Regions from separate parts of the Homo sapiens genome. Here region 1 is linked to region 2. A link is an interaction called in ENCODE POLR2A ChIA-PET data of the cell type or tissue named here. Cell type or tissue: OCI-LY7. All regions are shown on one strand. Each heading gives the region's core, and the rest is flanking DNA. Links, peaks and the distances in the headings are about the cores only.

Region 1 (10,577 bases), core at 1,905-6,904, 56 kb before region 2:
TGCCTCAGCCTCCTGAGTAGCTGGGACTACAGGTGCAAGCCATCATACCTGGTTAATTTTAAAATTTTCTGTAGCAACGAGGTCTTGCTATGTTGCTCAGGCTGGTCTCAAACTCCTTGCCTCAGCGATCCTCCCACCTTGGCCTCCCAAAGTGTTGGGATTACAGGGGTAAGCCACCATGTCTGGCCCTGTAAAGGCCTTCTTGAGGGAAATGACTGATCGAGCAAAGGCAGTGTGTGTTGGGGGAGCAGATTGGGAGGATACGAGAAAAGTCTTAAGGGTGTTGAATTCAGGAACGGTGTCTAGAGAGCTATGTGACTGGGGATTCCTGTGCCCAGTAGTGTATTGGTAAACTGACTCTCAAAAACAAATGTAGCATTTGCCAGTTTCCATACTGTAAATCCTACCCTAGTCAATTTCAAGTTCCCATGTGATGTGGCTAAACATGGAGTTGGAAAGTTATGTGCACAGTCGAATCCAGTGCCGATGGGAGCGGGCTCCAGGACGCCCCCACCATGCCCAGGCCCGATTCCTCTTCTGGGATGAGGAGCCCTCTCTCCTCCATGCCTGTGAGCCCTCCCTGGGCCACAGGCCCAGCATCTCAGATCAAGTGGAGACTCAGCCAGTCCTGGTCAGAGGGCTCAGCATCTCAGATCAAGCAAAGACTCAGCCTGTCCTGGACAGAGGGCCCACAGGGGAGGCCGGAGCCCTGATCTTGGAAGCTGTCTATCAGATTTCTCAGCCAGGATGAAAATCCTCAGATTCCCCCAGCTCAGCGATCTGGAACTGCCCTGGCTACTGAAGTGTGGGCCTTCATCCATGTCTGGAATCTGGGGCTGGGCCTGCATTCTACCTGGGCAATGTCCCCAGGACCCAGCCTCAGAGCTAAGCCACCAAATGGGGCTCAGTATCAGGCACAGGACGTCCCACAATGGCCATGACATTTATTGAGTGCTTGTAGTATGCCAGGCTGTGCTAAACACCTGGCACTTATTTCTTTTCCAGCCTCATGCTCATCCTAGAGGTGGATTCTATTAGTATCCCCACTTTACAGATGAAGAAACTGAGGCACTGAGAGAGTAACTCACTTGCCCAAGAACACTTGGCTTGGAAGTACAGGTGCCAGGGTTCAATCCTAGGTCAGCCTGATGCTAAACCCTCTTCTGGTAAACCCTGAGCTCAGCATTTCTTCCCACTTAAGTCTTTATGAAACACCTGCTGTGTGTATCGCATGGGTATTGCAAGAGATGGTTATGAATTTACCTTTAAGGAGCTTGGGGTTGGGGTTTGGCCATTTCTTGAGCACCTACTATGTGCCAGGAATGATGCTAAGTGCCTTACGCTGCCCTCGAGATTAACTCTCATAATAACCCTGGGAGAATCACCAGCCTGCCCTCTCCCTGCCTAGCTGGATGGTCCCGCGCAGGTCACACACTCTCTCTGGTCTGCCTTTTCCGCTTCGGTCCCTTGGCATGGACTGCCCTAGGCAACCTCCAACTCCCTGCTAGTTTCAGGTCAGAGATTCTCAGAACAACAGGAAATGGCCGGGCCATGTGCAAAGTTTGGGGACTGTGGCCATTGCCCCAGGCAAATTTTGGGGTCACCCTCCAGATATTGGACAGGTAACAGCGCTGGCTTGCTGGAGGCCCAGCTGGCACAGTCTATATCCTTGGTATTTCCCCGTGGGGAGCTGGGGAAGGGTGTTTGGGTATATGACTTCCTGCTTAGCTCTGGAAGATGGGCCAAGATGGCTGCGTGGCAGTTTGGCTGGCATCCCATGGGGGCTGGAGGAACAGGCCCCTTAGGTTCCATCATCAGGGGGTTCCAAAAGGGGTCCTGGGGGTCTGGAGGCCTGTCTGCGGTCTTTGCAGGCTCACAGAAGAAAAAGGCTCAAACAGTAGCTTCCACTAAATGTGTGTGGTGGGGGGCGGTGTGGGGCGGGGGGCAGGATTCCCGTCTTAAAGCTTCAGTTACATAGCAAATACCTTAAGTACCATTCCCCCCACCACCTTAGGTGGTATATTTTCTTTGGAGAGAATCTGGGGTAACTGATAAAGATCACAGTGGGCCAGGCATGGTGGCTCACGCCTATAATCCCAGCACTTTGGGAGGCTGAGGTGGGTGGATTGCTTGAGATCAGGAGTTCAAGACCAGCCTGGCCAACATGGTGATATAAAAATACAAACTATAAAAATCTACTAAAAATACAAAAATTAACCGGGCATAGTAGTGGGTGCCTGTAGTCCCAGCTACTCAGGAGGCTGAAGCAGGAGAATCACTTGAACCCAGGAGTGGAAGTTGCAGTGAGCCAAGATCGAGCCCTGCCCTCCAGCTGGGCAAAAAAAAAAAAAAAAATCACAGTGGGATGACTCCTTTGGGGCTATTACTGTTCTGGATCTAACCCTGGATTACCCCTCATGCCCCGCTGAGGATGTTGCAATACTTCTAAGCCTTGGAGCCTGTTCTGCTAGGTCCATTTCCCAGATGGGATTAACTGAGACCCCATCTCTGGTGGGTCAGAGACTCACCAGGCAGCCACCAGCTGGGGAAGGAATTCCAGGGCTCTGAGTTCCTCATCAGCCTGTCTGGGTTGCTGGGTGGGGAGTCAAGAAGGGAGACTGGGAAGCAGACCATTGGGCTGCTGACGGATCCAGGAAGGGCACTCCTGGTCTCACCGGTCTGGGCGTTGGCTCCCGCACTCAGTCTGCAGGGGCACTCCCATTGGTGCCTGGCCTTTCTAAGAGGTCTTGGGCAGGTCAACAATGAATTCACAGGGAGAAATAAGTGTGCGAACGGATCTGTTCTGGGACAGGCCCTGCCTGTCATATTATCTCATTTAAAATCAGAAAAATGTACAAACCTGGAGCCACTGGAGCAGAGAGAAAGGAAAGAAAATCTCTACCGGAGTGGAAGGGCATCCTGGAAGCCTTCCCAGGAGAGGTGACGCGTGGCCCACGCCTCAAAGGACAACAATCAGAATATCAAACACTTTCTGGACGTGTATTAGGTACTTGTCACTGTCCTGAGACTTTTATCTTCATTAACTCTTTTAATTCTTTCAAAATCCTGTGACTGAAATGCAATGTCATCCTCACTCAACAGATGAGAAAACCAAACCAAAGCACAGAGAGGTTGAATGGCTTACCCAAGTCCAGACAGCTACCAAATGGCAGAGCCAGGATTCGAACCCCTGGAAGGCAAATCAGTTACTGACTGTGAGACCTCTGCCAAGTTATTTAATCCCTCTGAACCTCAGTTTCTTTATCCATAAACTGCGGATAATGGGGTAACAGTGGAGTAGTGTGTAGTGCACATCTGGAGACAAAAATGAGCTAATCCCAGTAAAGCGCTTAGAACAGTGCCTGGCACCCATGAAGTGTTCAAACAACTGTAGATGACTTTTTATCATCGCTGTAGTGGTTATCTTCAAGCCTTCCCCTCCCCCATCTGGCCGCGGCTTCCTCCCCCGCAGTGCCAGCCCGTGACGTTAGAGCAGAGTCTGGGTTCTGTGTTTAACTGGAAACTAGAACGAGATGGAAGGGGATGTTCAAGGCCCCTCCCTTGACTCTGAACGGACCCCCAGGGAACATGCGACCCTCTCTCTGGCGACGCCTCCCACCCACCACTAATACTTGCTCCTGGACCGGGGGGCGCGGAGGTTGGAGAGAGGAGGCAGGTGTCTGCATGGTAGGCAAGGAGGGGTGGGGGCGGAGAGGTGTGAATATGTTGGATGAGGGACAGGCGGGGGCACAGACCATGTCTTTTAAGCCCAATGCCAACTCACCAGGAGCCAGCGGCCACGCCCATCAGGACGGGGGCCCCTCCCCACCTGGCGGTGCACCCTTGTCTCCGCCGCCCGTGCGCTCTGGCGCGCATGACTGGGGTGCCGGTAGAGGGCGCGCGAGGGGGCCCGGGGTCAGGTGGGGGACCCCATTGGAGGCGGGATTGTGGGGAGGTCCCTGGGCCGCCCCTCCCGCCCCCTGCCCGCCCAGCCTGCTTGTCTGGAGCTCCAGACGCCTCGGCAAGAGCCCGCTGCGCCCCCTGCGCGCTCCTCCTGCTCGGAGCACGGCTCCTACCTGTAGAGTCCGGACGGGCGCTCCCTCCCCGGGCACCTACACCTTCTCCTCTTTCGGAAATCTCCCATCCAGCTACCCGGGTCTCGGACAGGCGGCACTGGGACCACGAGGCAGGGAGCCAGGCTTGAAGCAGGTGACATGTAGACGTCCCCTGGTCCAGCCTCGGAACCTGAGCGCCCTTCTGCCTGGAAAGTTTGTGGCTAGGCGCCATGGCCAAGAGCAGCTCCCTGAATGTTCGCGTGGTGGAGGGCCGCGCGCTGCCTGCCAAGGACGTGTGAGTACTCCTCGGGCGCTTCTGGGTGAGGGGCGCGCAAGGCCTGGGGTGGGGCCGACGTCGCCCTTTCCGCGTGCCAGGGCGGGTTGGCAGGAGGGCGAGGGGTTCTTGTCCAAGACTGGTCTTGGGGCAGTTCCGCTTTAAAGGGGCGAGAGGCCGCATGCCCATGGCTGTCCCGGTGGGAGGGGGGCGCCTAGAGTTAGCAGATGCCCCGCCTCACCCCCGGGCAGGGGAGGGGGTGTCTTTGTTCCCGGGATGTACTAAAGGGGGTCGTCCAGAGCTGAAGAGGGGATTAGAGGGCCATATTCTGTCAGATCTGGGAGGGGAGAAAGCGGGGGGTCTCTTCCTTAGTCCAGGCAGATGTTGGAGGTGGCTCCTCCAGGCGTGGGTGGGGGCCTAGCAAGGGAACCCTGGGGAGGACCCTTGGAGAGGGCCTGGGATCAGATGAGCCCTAACATCCTGTGTGGATCTGGTGCTTAGGTTTGCAGAGTGTCACCAGGTGGCCCTCCAGGGTCCTTTTGACCCCAAGCCCTGAGCTCCCCAGTCTTGTGGCTCCCAGCCTCGTGTGGGCCTTCCCCGGGTGCTGAGCTGCTTGAAGAGCCAATTCCTTGCTGCGACCCCCTCCCCAGCCAGGTGCAATGGGACTGGGGGACCCTACGGCTCCCTTCACTACTAGTCCCAAGCTATGCTTCCCCCAGGGCTGAGTCAGCAGCTGCTGAATCAGCAGAATATGGGGGGCGGGTTCCCCCTCCTGCTTGGCATAGTGCCCAGAAGGGGCTCTGAGGGCCTTAGCACCTGCGACAGGTGTGGGATCCTCTGGAGGACATTTGTTGTGTGACCTTGAACCTGCTTCTCTCTGGGCCTTGGTTTCCCATTTGGGCAATGAGAGCTCTGGACCGGAGTCCCCATCTGGTTGCCTGGGGTCTCCCATCCAGCTGGGAGGGTGGAGGACCTGTTAGGAGTTCCCCTGTGGCCCAGGTGAGCAGGAGCATGGATTGGGAGCCTTCACCTGTGTCAAGATTCAGTCTTAGCTCTGTGCTGATTCCCCAAGGTGTGGGCTCCCAGAGAGGACTTTCCTGCCTGATTTTATGACATTCCCAACCCCCAAAACACTGCAGCTGCGTCAAGGGGGCAGCTGTTGAGAGCAATTTTTGCCACCCTTCATCCTCATTGGCTACTCCAAATATACACACCCTGAATGAGAAGCAGAGTGTGTGCTCTGACAGTTCAGTGGCTGGACAAGCCCCCCCACCAGACTCTTTCTAAGATGTCCCCTCAGAGGCCCTGGGAATGAGACGGCCTACACTGTTAGGGCATTGAGGCCAGGCTGGATGCCTGGCAGCTGCTAGGTGGTGAAAGGAGTTCTTTCCAGAAACGGGGTTCTCACTCACTGAGCTCTGGCCCCTCCACCAGCCCTGGGTGAGAGGTCATGAGGGGGCGATGGGTGTCACCCCTGCACCTGGACACTGGCTTACGGTAACCTGCTGCTCTTCTGGAGAAGGGACTTGAGTCATGCCTGGTTCCTGCAGCTCTTGGCCAAACTTCCTGCCCCCAATTCCTGGGCCAGTGAGCTATGAAATAGGTCATGCCCTAGAGCAAGGGTGGGGAGGAGTCACTTAGCCCCAGCTGGCAGGGGGGGTTCTGGCCACCCTGCCTCAGTTTCCCTAGCTGTCAGCACCCTTCTTCAAAGGGGCTCTTCCTGGAGGCTGCTGGGAGCTCCATGCCATGGGAGCCCTTAGGTGGGGTGTGTTCTTTCCCTCTTCTCCTAAGGGAAAGGGCCCAGATTCTGCCTAAAGCATTGCCAGGTTTGAGGGGGGTCCATTCTGGCCCGGGAGGAGGCCTCTTCAGGTAATTTTAGAGTTTTTACTATTAGAAATAGTAGCAGTCAGTCACTGAGGGCTTAGTATGGACAGGCCCTGTGCTTAACACTTCATATAGTTCTATTGGCGTCTCTTATTTTACAAATGGGGAAACTGAGGACCAGAGAGGCAGTCACTTGCCTAAGGTCACCCAGCTGCGATTTGAACTCTGACTACTCCATGCCCAAACCAGACTGGGCAGGCAATGGCTGAGGGGCCTGCTTTCCCAAGACTGAGCTGAGTCAGGGGCCGTGGGAGAGGCCACAAGTCTGGAGAGATCAGGGGTCTGGAAGCAGCCACCCCCTCTTGCCACCGTTGCCCTCCCTGATAGGAGTCTGATAAGGCCCTCATGCGTCAGAGCCCTGCAGCTGACTAGTGCTGAGCTCGGCTCCCAGGAGGGCCTGGAGGTCAGGCTGGGTCTGCAGGAGGGGGTGTGTCTCCCAGCCCTCGGCTAGTGGGATCCCAGCCCATCTGACCCCACATCTGTAGTTGGGGAAACTGAGGGGTGGGAGCCTGCATAAAGGAAGCTTAGGGGTGGAGAACCCAGGGAAGGAAACTGAGACACAGGACATTACCAGCCACAGGAGTCTGAAGGTGAAGCCCAGATGGGGAAACTGAGGCTCCAATGGATTTGGGATGGAGCCAGAAGAGGAAACTGAGGCTTGGGGCACTCCACAGAAGGGGATTCAGATGTAGGATCCACAGAGGATCACGAAGACACTGTCTGTCTAAAGTGTTCAGGGATAGAAGCCAGGTAGGGAAATGGAGGCATTGGAGTGTCCAGCCAGAGGGGGATGAGGGAAGGAGTCCAGAGAGGGAAACCGAGGCACAGGGAAGGGCTCATCCAGCAAGATAGGTTCAGGTTGGAGGCAACTCTTAGCGCCAATGTCCCTCTTTCCTGGCATCCCAGAGGCATTTGTGGATCTATACAAACTGGAGAGACAGAAGGTGGCAGAGATCAAGGGAGTGGTGCTGGGGCATCGAGGGAGAGGGCCATTTGAATAGGTAGAGGGGGCATTGGTTTCAGAACATGAGTGTGAGCCCACAAACCTGGGTCCCAGTCCTATCTCCACTGTTACTCCGTGCTCCAGAGAGAGCACTCCATAAACCCAGTCATTCAGAAATAGCTCTAGAGGGCCAAATGCATGCCAGATGTGGGGGCCAGGGGTGGGGAAGTGGGGGACACAGACTCTCCCCAGGGAGTTCACAGTTTGGAAGTGGCAGGGAGGTGGGGAGACAATACTAAACGCATAGAGAAATAAGGGAGGCCGGCTGTGGTGGCTCACGCCTGTAATCCCAACACTTTGGGAGGCCGAGGCGGGTGGATTACTGGAGGCCAGGAGTTGGAGTCCAGCCTGGCCAGCATGGTGAAACCCTGTCTCTACTAAAAATGCAAAAAATTAGCCAGGTGTGGTGGTGTGTGCCTGTAATCCCAGCTACTCAGGAGGCTGAGGCAGGAGAATCGCTTGAACTTGGGAGGCAGAGATTGCAGTGAACCAAGATCGCGCCACTGCACTCCAGCCTGGGTGATACGGTGAGACTCTGTCTCAAAAAAAAAAAAAAAAAAAAAGAAGAAGAAGAAGAAGAAAGAAGATGATTTTAGGTGGAGGTCATTTTAGATAGGACAGTGGTGGCCAGGGACAGCCTCTCAAGGAGGTGACTTTGGACTGAGACTTGAATGGCAGGAAGGAGCCAGCCATGGCAGTATCAGGGCTAAAGTGTCTTAGGCAAAGGGAACAGCAGGTGCAAAGGCCCTGAGGCTGGCCTGGGGCCTGATGAAAGACAAAGAAGCCCTGTATGATGGGATGGAGGAGGAAGTGAGGGACCTGTTAGACAGCTTGGGATTTGCTGGTGACTGTTATTATGAAGGGGGGATGCAGCTGGCCTGAATTGGCAGATGACTCATAGCTACTTAAGGGGGTGCAGCACATCTTAAGAGATTTCGAGGGTTGATTTTGAAGCCTGGGTTCCCTGGTCTTTGCCTGTAGGGAGGGTCTGCTGAGTCTGTCCCCATGGAGGGCTGAGGAATGGGGAGTCCCCTTCCCAGGGAAGCTCCCATTGAAATGAAAAGCTGGGGACACAGCATTAAAGCCCCTGCAGGGGAGAGCTGGGGGCCAGACCATGATCCGGCCCAGCATTTGAGTTCCTCCAGCCCCCTAGGAGGTGTATGTGAGCATCACACCTGATTTATAGAGCAGAGAAACTGAGGCCCAGAGAGGGAAGGGGACTCTCTGGGATGGCACAGCCAGAGGGTGGTGAAGCCAGGCATTCAAGACCCCCCCACCCCCCCCACACACGCTCTGGGCCTCTGCTTTGGGCTTTTCGAGGCCAGGACTCAGAACCTGCTGGCCTCAGGCCTCCCTGTTCTATTTCTATGGGTGGAAGCCCAGAGTGCACAGATGTGGTGGCCTGGGCAGCTGTGACATCTCCTGCTGGTCCCCTAAGGTTCTACTTCTGAGCTGGACTTGCTGTGTGACCCTGGGCAAGTCCCCTTCTCTGTCTGTGCCTCCGACTCCCCTGCCTGTGTCATGACTGGGACCCTCCACTCATGGCTGCCCTCTCAACCTGCTTCCTCCCTGAACTCCCTCCTTCTGCAGGTCTGGGAGCAGCGACCCCTACTGCCTAGTGAAAGTGGACGACGAGGTGGTGGCCAGGTGAGGGGTGGCGACACGGGGGAGAGGAGGAAGGGAGGGGTCTCTTTCTAGACCTGGGGAATCTGGGACCAAGAATTCACATTTAAAGGAGTGCTTACCCTGAGGGGGACTCGCGGGCCTGCAGGTGGGTGATTTGTGTCCAGCTGGGACTGCCAGCTCCTCTCCCCGACCAGCCCTGCCTTCCCCCTCTGGACCTAATGCTGTCCCTGCTGGCTCCCTGGGGCTGACTCAGCGCTGCCAGCCTGTGCCTCCTACAGTGGCCTCCCTGGGGGCGGGCATCTCACGCTTGGCTGGACTGGTTGGTTCCGGGCCTGCCGGGTGCTGCGGGCACTGGGGATGTCTGTGCGCGTGGGCATGTGCATGTGTGTCTGTGTGTGCACCCGCCCAGCTGGGCCTGCTTGTGAGTTGCAGGGGGTGGGGGATGTTGCGGGGCTAGTGTGAGTGCCTGTGACCACGTGTGTATGTCCTCGTGGCTGTGCAGGGCACAGGCTCACGTGTGTGTACCAGTGTAGGGTGCATGTACATGCACGTGCACATGGCTGCCCTGCACATGCATGTGAACACCAATGCCAGCTGATTTGGTCACAAAGGCACCGGTGTGGACACATGTGAAGGTGTGAGGATGTTTGGGGTGTCAGTGAGTCTCGCAGGGGGATATCAGGCTGCGCCCTGCTTGGCTCCCACCCCCGCAGGCCGAGGGACAGCTCTCAGCCCCTGGAGGCCTGATGGGGGTGGGTGGGCTGGTGGGTGGCTGAGGCCTTGGTTCCTATGGAGACGGCAGGATTCAGGATGCTCCTATTCTGGTCCAGATGGGCTCAGAGCTGGGGGTGGGGAGCCTGCCTGGGGGAGGGGTCAGCTGTAGCTCCCCCCTCCACTGACTCCCCTCCACTGTCCTCCCAGTGCTCATGCTGGCCCCTTGATACATTCCCTGACACCACCCCAAACCCACAGATTGATTTTCTGTGTGACCCCAGGCTGCTGTCTCTCCCTCTCTGGGCTGTAAGAAGCCTTTCAGCTCAGGAGCTGGGGAATGTTCAGAAGACCTTTGGCTGGGAAAAGGTCAGGTTGGGGGAAGAGGGTATTTGGGAGGAAGCACTGGGGGTCCATCTGAGGTTGGTGCCGCTGGGCTGGAGGAAGAAGGCGGGGTGTGTGTGTGTGTGTGCGCGCACGCGCGCATATGTGCACTCTTTCTTAGGGCACAGTGTGGTGAAAGGAGGGAGGAAGGGAGCAACAGGTATGAGAACCAAACTTTGCATCCACAAATGTGGGTGTGTCTTTACCGGGCAAGTAGAATCTGTTCTCTGCTGGGTAAAGGGAAGTACCCCTGCAGGGATGTCAGGGCAGAGATGCTGTGTGTGTGCACCTGTTTCTGGGCTTATCTTGGTCCCCATCCTTCCTGTGCCTTCCTCCTGCTCACTGTGTGCTTCAAAGCCCCGAGTGCTCTGTCCCCTGCTCACCTCCTGTCTCCTGGCCCCTCTCCCTCCCCCATTCCCACCAGGCACCTTCCTATTCCTTCAGCTCACGAAACTCATTCCTGCTACAGGGCCTTTGCCCATGCTGTTCCAGCCTTCTGGAATACTTGTCCTTGTCCTCATTGTCTCTCCCCACTTTGCCTGACTAGCTCCTACAGGAAGCCTTCCCTAATCCCCTCCGACCCTACCCCCACGACCCAACCAGGGGCGATTGAGCTAACCCCAATCCCAGGACTTCTCCC
Region 2 (10,577 bases), core at 2,374-7,373:
GTTGCAGTGAGCTATAATTGTGCCACTGCACTCCAGCCTGGGTGACGGAGTGAGACCCTGTCTCACACACACAAAAAAGCCATGAAATTGAGAGCCTGGGACATAGGGAGCGCTCGATAAATGGAAATAGGCCCGCAGCTATCACTGTCCTCCCACCCACCACGTGGGGTGGAAACTCTGAGTGTGGTTCCTCTGCTCCACAGCTGTGTTCCAACGCACTGGACACTGACCCCTCAGGGGACAGGGCGGATCTTCCCCACCCCCGCAGGTCCCCCAGGCCCAGGCTGCCAGCTGGCTCCCCGCCCTGTCTGTTACAGGGGCAAGTGGAAAAAACCCTGGCCAGGTGGATACTCTGCCCCCACTGGCTGGGTGACCCTAGATGAGCCAATCCCCCTCTCTGGGCCTCCTTCGCTGTTACCCGTCCAGGGCTGAGATGAGGTTGGAGGTGAGAATGACATTGAAGATCTCTGCAGAGTTCACACCTCCCTTGCAAGCTGATCCTTGCTGAGTCTGCCCATGTGAGAGGTGGTGGTTTTAGCTCTGTCTGACAGATGGGGAGACTGAGGCTAGAGAGGCCAAGCCTCAAGTGGGTCCAAGGTCACCCAACCTGTAAAGGGCTCTGGATCTGTTTGGGTCCAGGAGGGGAGAGAAGGAGGGTGGACAGAAGGAAGCCAGGGAAGGAAAGAGAGTGACTAAGAGGAAAAGGCAGAAGACAGAGAAAGAGAGAGAGAGACACAGAGCTACAAAGAGATATGGAAAGACTGAAAAAGACCAAGACACACAGAGATATTGTTTGGTGCAAAAGAAATGGTGGTTTTTGCCATTAAAATTATTGGCAAATTGGCCGGGCGCAGTGGCTCATGCCTGTAATCCCAGAATTTCGGGAGGCCGAGGTGGGTGGATCACTTGAGGTCAGGAGTTCGAGACCAGCCTGACCAACATGCCAAAACTCCGTCTCTACTAAAAATACAAAAAATAGCCGGTCATGGTGGCAGGTGTCTGTAATCTCCACTACTTGGGAGGCTGAGGCAGGAGAATCACTTGAACCTGGGAGGTGGAGGTTGCAGTGAGCCAAGATTGCACCACTGCACTCCAGCCTGGGTAACAGAGCAAGACGGTCTCAAAAAAAAAAGTATTGGTAAATTATAAAAGGAGAGACACACAGACACATTGTTATGGGCTGAACTGTGCCCCAAAGAAGTCATGTGTTGAAACCTTAAGCCTCAGGACCTCAGAATGTGACTGTATTTAGAGACGGGGTCTTTAAAGAGGTAATTAAGATAAAATGAGGTCACTAGGATGGGCCCTAATCCAATAGGACTGATGTCCTTCTAAGAAGAGAAGATTAAGACACAGACAGGTACAGAGGGAAGACCATATGAGGACACAGGTAAAAGATGCAATCTACAAGCCCAGGAGAGAGGCCTCAGAAGGAAACTACCCTGTGACACCGTGATCTCGGACTTCTAGTCTCAAGAATGTGAAAGAGAGAATACATTTCTGTGGTTTAAGCTGTTACTTTGTTACCACTGCCCCAGCAAACTAATACAGACTTAAAGTCATAGAGACAGGCCAGTCGCTGTGGCTCACGCCTATAATTCCCAGCACTTTTGGAGGCTGAGGCAGGCGGATGCTTGAGGCCAGGAGTTTGAGACCAGCCTGGGCAACATAGTGAGATCCTGTCCCTACAAAAAATTTTAAAAAATTAGCTGGGTGTGGTGGTGCGTGCCTGTAGTCCCACCTACTTGGGAGGCTGAATCAGGAGGATTTCTTGAGCCCAGAAGTTTCAGGCTGCCAGGAGCTGTGATTGCGCCACTGTACTCCAGCCTGGGCAATAAGAGCGAGGCTCTGTCTCTAAAAACAAAAAACAAAGACACAGAAACAAAGAGACCAGGGTTGGGAGGGCTGGGAGGTGGTTTGGGGACGAGAGTGACAGTGGGTAGACCTGTCTGCCTGGCTCCTCAAAGACCCCCCACCTCCATCCCTTTCCCCTCATAGGCTGCACTTGGGCCTCAGCTGTCTCAGCAATGGAAAGCTTTAGGCGGAAGAAGCCAGGGTCTGCCACCCCTATCTTCCTTCCTCCTACTCCCCTTCCCCAGCAACAGGCTCCACGGGTCTTGAGAGCCAGAGGGATTTTCCCCGGGGGGTTTCTTGGAGATGGAGCGTTGGGGACTTTGAGCCGGGCTTGTCTGGCTGGGGAGGATCAGTTAGAGGGGCTGGAGTGAGGCTGGGCAGCATCTGCGTGGGTGGGGAGGGATGAGGGAGTTCTTGAGAAGTTTCCCCCACCCCACATCTTCTGTTTTCCAGGCCAATGTCTGGGCTCAGGGAGGGTCAGAAACAGTCCCCAAGGGGAGGGGCAGGAGAAATGATGTCGGCTGTGGGGGAGCGGCATGTGGCTGGAGACAACAGAGCTCTGGCAGGTCAGAGGAGGACATGTTTAATGATCCGCACCCCCAAAGAGAAAACTTCCTTTTCACTACAGCCCTCTAGAGCTCAAGCACACTCTATAGCTCCCCACTGATGGCAGCACCAAGCCCAGGCTTCCCTGAGGCCACCCAACCTGGCCTTGTACCCCCATTTGGGGTAAAAAATCTCAGCCCCCACTGTTCCAGAAGGGAGCCTCTATCCCCCGGTGGTCTCCAGAACCTTCTGGATTCATTCCTACCTCTGCCCCTTTGCACCTGCAATGCCCTGCCTGGGGTGCCCTTCTCCTTCTTGCTGGCGCCTCACTCCAGCCCTCCCCACACCTCTAGCCCTTCCCTGAACACACCACGCCCTTCGAGCCCCCTTGAAGTTGTTCATGCTGTTCCCTCTGCATGGATCAGCTGTTCTCCACATCTGGCCACCTCCTCAGAGGGATTTTCCCTGAATTCCCACATCACCCTGTCCCACTACCTCCCCAGCACTTCTGTCTCACTCCAGAGATCGTCTTCATTTACTCTTTGCTTGCTGTAGGTCTGTCTCCCCATCTGTCTGTGTGCCCCGGGAGGACACAGGCCTTGTTTGTCTTGTTCAGCTCTGTGAATACACACCCACAGCACATATTTGGAGAATTAACACTAGGCCATGAAAGCTGAGTAATTTTCAGCCTCCTCTAGAACAGTAGCTTTCAAATCTCTCTCTTTTTTTAATTTTTTTGGAGACGGAGTCTCACTCTGTTACCCAGGCTGGAGTGCAGTGGCGTGATCTCGGCTCACTGCAACCTCCACCTCCCGGGTTCACGCAATCCTCCCAGTAGCTGGGATTACAGGTGTGTACCACCATGCTCAGCTAATTTTTGTATTTTTAGTAGAGATGGGGTTTCACCATGTTGGCCATGCTGGTCTCGAACTCCTGGCCTCAAGTGATCCACCTACTTTGGCCTCCCAAAGTGAGCCACTACGCCCGCCTCAAATATTTCATCAGTGACTAAGAAATTCATTTCACCTCGCAACCTATTAAACATATGCAGAAATGATGCAAAACATTCATGGAGCAATTTTTTTTTTTTTTTGAGACAGTGTCTTGCTCTGTCTCTCAGGCTGCAGTGCAGTGGTGTGATCACAGGTCACTGCAGCCTTGACCTACTGGGCTCAAGTGATCCTCTTGCCTCAGCCTTCCGAGTAACTGGGACTACAAGCACACCACCCTGCCTGGCTAATTTTTTGTTATTGTTGTAGAGATGGTGTCTTGCTATGTTTCCCAGGCTAGTCTTGAACTCCTGGACTCAAGTGATCTACCCACCTTGGTCTCCCAAAGTGCTGGGATTACAGGCATGAGGCACTGTTCCCAGGCTACATGTAACAATTCTTATTTTTACTATGTATTACACATGCCAATCTATTCTAGTTCTATTCTGTTTTCCATTCCGTTCCATTCCATTCCATTCCATTCCATTCTGTTCCAAGAAAATTCTGGCTACAACCTTCTGATTTCTTTTTTTTCTTTTAACCTTCTGATTTCCAGTCTTCTTGTGGGTTACAATAAATTTACCCAGAGAGAAGGTTCTCAAATTCTTACTGCAGAGGTCCCTGGAATTTTTCTGGTTCTGTCCCCTCCCACACTCCCCCTAGCCTGTCATTCTAGGACCCACTCTTCTTGTCATTCTGGGACCTCCAGCCCCTCTTTTTGTAAGGCAGCCAGAGCCCAGCTGCTGTCTATAAGGGGCCATAACTGATACTTCAGCCCCCTGAGATCTCCCTGAGATCTCAGTGACTCTATCCTGCAGCTTTGGACAAGGCTTCCCCAAGGGGTCTTCTTTGACCCCCTCAAGTCTGCTCTCTGTTGGCACTGGGCCTGCCCTAGGCTGAGGTCACATGGGACACACCTCTGTTTGTCCCCATGACCCTCTCCTCCGAGAGGAATGACCAGGCAGGCAGGTGGTAGTGGCTGTGATGCATCCCTGGAAAATTACAGCTTCCCCGCCCTCCATGCCAACCCTCCTCCTGGAGAGCAAAAGTAGTCCTAACGGCCATGGCTGAACTACTGCCAGTGTAGATGCTGTGTTCAGGTACACAGCGTTTTCACATGGTGGGAAGATCTGCTCCCATTTGACAGATGACAAAACTGAGGCTCAAGGAAGGAGAGGGACTCGTCCCAGGTCTCCCAGCTCAGAAGTGGTCAAGAAGGGGGCCGGGCATGGTGGCTCATGCCTGTAATCCCAGCACTTTGGGAGGCCAAGGCTGGCAGATCACAAGAGGTCAGGAGTTCAAGACAAGCCTGGGAAACATGGTGAAATCCCATCTCCACTAACACACACACACACACACACACACACACACACACACACACACAGTAGCCGGGAATGGTGGCATGCACCTGTAGTCCCAGCTACTCAGAAGACTGAGGCAGAAGAATCACTTGAACCCTGGAGGCAGAAGTTGCAGTCAGTGGAGATTGTGCCACTGCACTCCAGCCTGGGCAACAGAGTGAAACTGTATCTCAAAAAAAAAAAAAAAAAAAAAAAAAAAAAAGAGAAGTGGCCAAGAGGGGATTCGAACCCAGGAAGTCAGACTCCCAAAGGGACAAAAGGTGAATAGGGCCACCTAGTTCAGGGTCCTGGCCTTTCCTTTTCCCAGGCCTTGTTTGCCCATAATAAAAGGGGTGAGCTGGATGCAGTGACCCCAAAGGTCGCATCCAGATCTGAGCTTTGGTGATCTCGGACCATCATTATCAATTCCCCCGGCCATGCCATAGTGATTGAAGCACAGTTGGTTTTGGGTGCCCTCTCTTCCTCTTGGGGACCACAGTCCAAACCCCCCTGGTCTTTTCTCTTCTGGTCTGTCCCAAGTTCAAGGTCTTTGATCTTTCCTCTCATTGCCACCCCTCAGGGCTTGGTTCTTTGCTCAGATGACTGAATCTGGAGTCCAGGGTAGGCACCCAACAGCAGCTCACTGGGTCCCTATCCTGGGGCCTGGGACACCTTAACCCAAGAATTTGCAAACTTGATACAAGCTGGGTGCCCATCCTTAATAAAATCATGCTGAGAAAGCCAGTTCATAAAAGTGTTTCCAAAAAGGGCTGCTCTGGTTAAAACAAGAGCAGAGAGACAGACTCTCGTTTGCCTGGCTTTCTATTACCCCACCCCCCACGATTCCAGGTCACCCCGGGAGTCCCTGGAGCCCAGTGTGCAAACCATAGTATTAACCCAGAGTAATTGTGGTATTTCAGGTGCAGCCTATGGGGAAATACTTTGGACAAGCAGCTGATGCTTGCTCGAGCCACCATGTGAGGTGGGCATGGACTGGGACAAGGACAGATGGACTCTGAAGCCCTCTAAAAATCCTAAGACAACACAGCACAGACTTTGGAATTGGGCAGGTCTGGACTCCAATGTCTACCCTTCCCCGGTGACCCTGAGAAGGCACCATAGCTTTCCCAGCCTTGGCTTCCCCATCTGTAATATGCACATGGTAGAACTGTTTGGTGGAATAAATGAGAAGGCACCATAGCTCTCCTAGCCTCGGTTTCCCCATCTATAATATGCACATGGTAGAACTGTTTGGCAGAATAAACGAGGTGATACATATAACGGGTTTAGCAAATAATAAACATGGAACACGCACCATTGCTGATGTTGCTATTATGGCCCCATCACTTGTGAACTGTCTGATCTTGGGGGAGTTAGTTCTTCATCTGTGAACTGGAGGTGATGATGGTACCTACCTCATAGGGTCCTTATGCATGGAGATAGATGTGTGGGAACATGTAAAGGTGCTTAGTTGATGCTTGGCACAAAATGAACATTTAGTGCATGCTGGATATTACTTATCGTCATTATTATTATTGTAATCTTTGCTCCTGCCCTAGTGGCCAACCACCCCCGGGCTTCGTCCTTGCCTGCGGACGACGCAGAGGCCCCCTCCCCCTGGGCCCCGTCTTACCCCGGCGGGATGGAGGCGCGCGCGCTCACGCTGGTGGTGCGCTGGGGCCCGGGCCGGTTGAGGTTGTTCTGCCCCGGGGTGCGCGCTCCGCCGGGGGCGCCCGGGCTCCGTGGGGGCGCCCCGGGAGGCGGCGCGGGCTCGGCGGGGCCGGCGGCGGGCGCTGCCCAGAGCGCGGCGCCTGTGAAGGTGGCGCTGGGGCGCACGGCAAGCGCGCCTGGAGGCCCTCCAGGTGGCGGCGGCGGCGGCAGCGGGGGCGCGGGGGGCGCCTTGCGGCGCTGCGAGGCCAGGATGGCGTTGGAGGCGGCGCGCGTGCTGTTGACCAGCAGGCACTGCTGGCAGGAGCAGGGCTGGCCCGAGCTGGCGCCCACGGGCCACGACTGCGACTTAGGGATGGAGCCCACGGTGAGCGGGTAGGCGAGGTCCAGGCGGCGGCGCAGGCGGCGGCGCCGGCGCGTCTGGCGGTTCATCTGCGACATGCTGTTGAAGTAGATGAGGTAGCAGAAGCCTAGCGATGAGAGGTCGAGCCACGGGTGCTGCTTCTCGTAGGCGTTCTGGATGGTGATGCAGATGTCCATATCGTAGGCCGTCCATGCGCCGCCGTCGTTCTCCCACTCCCACACGATGCCCTTGCCCGGCGCCGACGACGGGTCGTAGAAGTTGCGCCGCACGGGCCGCATGGTGCCTGTACTCGAAATGGGGAGGAGGCGTCAGCACAGCGGGCGTTGGTCTGCGCGGCTGGAAGGGCGGGCCACAGCCAGGCAAGGGTGGGCGGGAGGTTGGGGGGTCAGCACAGGCCTCCAGGGGGTCCACCCAGACTTGGGGAGAGGGTCAACACATGCACGGAGAGGAAGGAGGTCAAGGCCCAGGCATGAGGTTCAGCACAGGCTGGAGGGTCAGGACAGGCGGCAGCCAGGGTGAGGGGGGCCGGGGCTAAAGGTTCAGCGCATAGCACTGGGGCGAGAGGTGGGCAGGGGCGCGTGGTCAGTAGATTGGGCGTAGGGGCGGGAGAGCCACCAAACAGGGTGGGGGTGCCAAGATAGCCTGGGGTAGGAAACCAGCAAGGTGTGGAGGGCTCCCCCACCCTCCACCTCTCCAGGGCCAAGACAGACACTGAAGTGGGGGTTATCACAGGCCCTGGATGGTGCGGGGGAGGGCAAAGGGGGCCTGGGGGTTCTTCAGACCAGAGTCAGATAAAGTGGGGCAGGCATAGACAGAGACCAAGGCCATGCACATAGGCCCCATGCAGTCCTCTTCTTCATTATAGTTTGCTCACTCATTCAATGATTCATTCATCAATCTGTTCATGCCTTAGTTCATTAATTTAAGCACTATTTCATTTAGTCATTCAACAATTCTTGCATTAGTTCATTCACTTATCCATGCCCTAGTTCACATATTCATATATTCCTTCATTCAATGATTCATTCATTCATTGATTCTTTCCTTAGGTCATTCATTCGTGCCTGCAGTCATCCATTATGTTATTTTATTTTATTTATTTATTTAGAGACAGGGGTCTCCCTATGTTGCCCAGGCTAAGTCTCAAACTCTTCGGCTCAAGCAATCCAACCGCCTTGGCCTCCCAAAGTGCTGAGATGACAGGTGTGAGCCACCATGACCGGCCCCACTTTTTTTTTTTTTTTTTTTCCAGGCAGAGTATTGCTCTGTCGCCCAGGCTGGAATACAGTGGCACAATCTAGGCTCAATGCAATCTCCGCCTCCAGGTTCAAGCGATTCTCCTGCCTCAGCCTCCTGAGTAGCTGGGACTACAGGCATGCACCACCTTGCTGGGCTAATTTTTGTATTTTTAGTAGAGATGGGGTTTTGCCATGTTGGCCAGGCTGGTCTCGAACTCCTGACCTCAGGTGATCCACCCACCTCAGCCTCCCAAAGTGCTGGGATTACAGGTGTGAGCCACCGCCCCTGGGCCCCTTATGCTTTTTTTAAATTGATACCTTTATGTATTCTCCATCTTCAGCCCACTCCCGTATTCAGGCATTCAGACATTCCTTCATTTACCATCATCCTATTTAAAAATGTGCACCCCCCACGTACTTTCCCCTCTCTCCTTCCCCGCTCCATTTTCTCCCTCAGATATACTTCACATTCTACCCATTTATCTTGGTTTCTGTCTGTCCCCCCCTCGCTAGAATGTAATAGCCACAAGGTCAGGGATTTTGTTTTATTTACTGCTATATCCCCAGCACCTGCACACAGCAGGTGCTCGAGCGATATTTGTTGAATGAATGAATAAATTCATTAGGTCACAAATGGATTCTTTTTTTTTTAATTCATTCACACTTTGTGCTCATCCCTGCATTCGTCCATTCCTTCATTTGCTTATTTGTTACTTTCATTCATCTGTTTGTTTCATTTGTTACTTCCTTCAACAAACAACTGCTGACTGCCAGGTGGGCCCCCTTTCATAAAGGAGGGCACTGAGGCTTTACTCCAAACCACAGCTTCATGTTTGCCAAAGCTCTGCGTGCTCCCCTGACAGCAAGGCTCCACGGGAAACTCTGGGCTAACCAGAGATAACCCAAGGTCCAGGCCGCAGGACTTCTCAGAGCCTTTAGCCTGCTCTGTGTCTTGGGGCTGATGAAGTGAGTCTTTTGCTGGGTTCATTTGGCACACCTGCAGAAAGGCTGCACACTTGACTTCCCCTCAACTGCGGGAAAGTCCCTTAAGCCTCCTCAGGCCTTAGTGGCCCCATCTCAAAAAGAGGGGTGATCATCCATGACCCAGCCCTTCCCTCTCACACAGTATTTGGGGGAGGAGTGAGTGAGAACAGCTGCAGAGGGTCTGGGTGGGACCCCAGGGCTGGGAGGCAGACAGCCCTCACTTCAAGTCCTGACTTTCTGACTTTCCAGCTCTGTGACTGTGCGTAGGCAACTCAGCATCTCTGGGCCCCAGTTTTCTCATGTTGAAAATGGGCATAAGCAGACATGCAATAGAAGACTGCTGCGTTTGCCAGCTGTAGCAACAGTTGCTTGTGGGGTTGCTGAGAGGATCAATTGAGATAAATACCGTGTCTACTCTGATGATTCCAAAATCTGCCATCTTTGGCCCCGTCTTCTCCCCTGGGAGCCAGGTTCATGACCCTTCCCTGGAGAGGTTTAACAGGCACCTTGAACTCAGCTCTGCTCTCCCCTGCCCCAAACCTGCTCCTCCTGAAGTCTTCACATAGCAATTCCTGGCAGCTCCTGCGCTTCCGGATGCTCTTCCTTGGACCCCCAAATCTTGGTCTCATCCTTGACTTCTACCTCATATCCCACCTCCAATCTGTCAGTAAATCCAGTCATCTCCACCTTCAAACACATCCACATCTGACCACTGCTCCCCACTGCACTCACACCACCCAGTCCCCGCCATGTTATCTCTCCTGCCTGGACCATTGCAGTAGACTCATGACTGGCCTCTGTAATCCATTTCCCATACCGCAGCCAGAGGGATCCTGCTCAATGCAAGTCAGATCACATCTTTCCTCTGCTCAAAATCCTTCCTGGCTTCCGCTCACTTGGAGTAAAAGCCAAAGTCCTTGCCATGACCTACAACGAAATCACACATTGTGGGGCCCTGTCCTCCTCTGGCATTGTCTACCTCCCCCTTATCACTCACTCCATTCCAGCCACCCTGGCCTCCTTGCTGTTCCTCAAATACACCAGGCACTGTCCAGCCTCAGGGCCTTCTCACTGGCTGTTCCCTCTGCCTGGAATATGACCTCACCATTCCCAGATGTTCTCATCATTTCCTCCCTTCTTTCTTACAGGTGTGTGTTCAAACATCTAAAAGTGCAGCCCTCCTATTGCTGTCCTCTGAGCTTGCTTTATTTTCCTCCCTGGCACTTGGCATTACCTGACTGACTATATATATATATGAGAGAGAGTCTTTCTCTGTCACCCAGCCTGGAGTGCAGTGGCGTGATCTCGGCTCACTGCAACCTCTGCCTCCCAGGTTCAAACGATTCTCCTGCCTCAGACTCCCAAGTAGCTGGCATTACAGGTATGTGTCACCCAGCTGATTTTTTTTGTATTTTTCGTAGAGACGGGATTTCACCATGTTGGCCAGGCTGGTCTCGAACTCCTGACCTCAGGTGATCCACCTGCCTCAGCCTCCCAAAGTGCTGGGATTACAGGTGTGAGCCACTGCGCCAGGCTGTGACATGATGTATTAATCTGCATGCATTCTTTATGCTGCGTATCCTCACTCTAGGCT

The links. ChIA-PET counts read pairs that join two places held together with the same protein. Peaks named below come from ENCODE experiments on the same cell type or tissue, not always from the same donor. Only the 100,000 strongest peaks of a DNase experiment are listed, where the experiment ranks them.
Region 1: POLR2A ChIA-PET joins it to region 2 with 5 read pairs; 4 of 35 experiments call an interaction of 5 or more read pairs at or near these places.

The regions. Positions count from the first base shown.
Region 1 is chr12:113,129,171-113,139,747 of GRCh38, reverse strand. RASAL1 (RAS protein activator like 1) reads left to right here and starts at 3,987. Exons shown (of 21, transcript NM_001301202.2): 1 at 3,987-4,350; 2 at 8,807-8,863. The coding sequence starts at 4,286. RefSeq lists a silencer at 3,861-4,000. In OCI-LY7, for the core only: CTCF peaks have their summits at 3,659 and 3,877 (motif pointing right); DNase peaks (open chromatin) are centred at 3,447, 3,957, 4,857 and 5,097; H3K4me3 peaks cover 3,631 bases; H3K27ac peaks cover 4,255 bases.
Region 2 is chr12:113,073,891-113,084,467 of GRCh38, reverse strand. DTX1 (deltex E3 ubiquitin ligase 1) reads right to left here. Exons shown (of 10, transcript NM_004416.3): 3 at 6,363-7,044. Among named protein-coding and RNA genes, the nearest start is that of DTX1, 22 kb to the right of the region's middle. RefSeq lists enhancers at 1,567-1,676, 1,707-1,766. In OCI-LY7, for the core only: no CTCF peak of the experiment used is centred there; DNase peaks (open chromatin) are centred at 4,937 and 5,271; H3K4me3 peaks cover 2,764 bases; H3K27ac peaks cover 5,000 bases.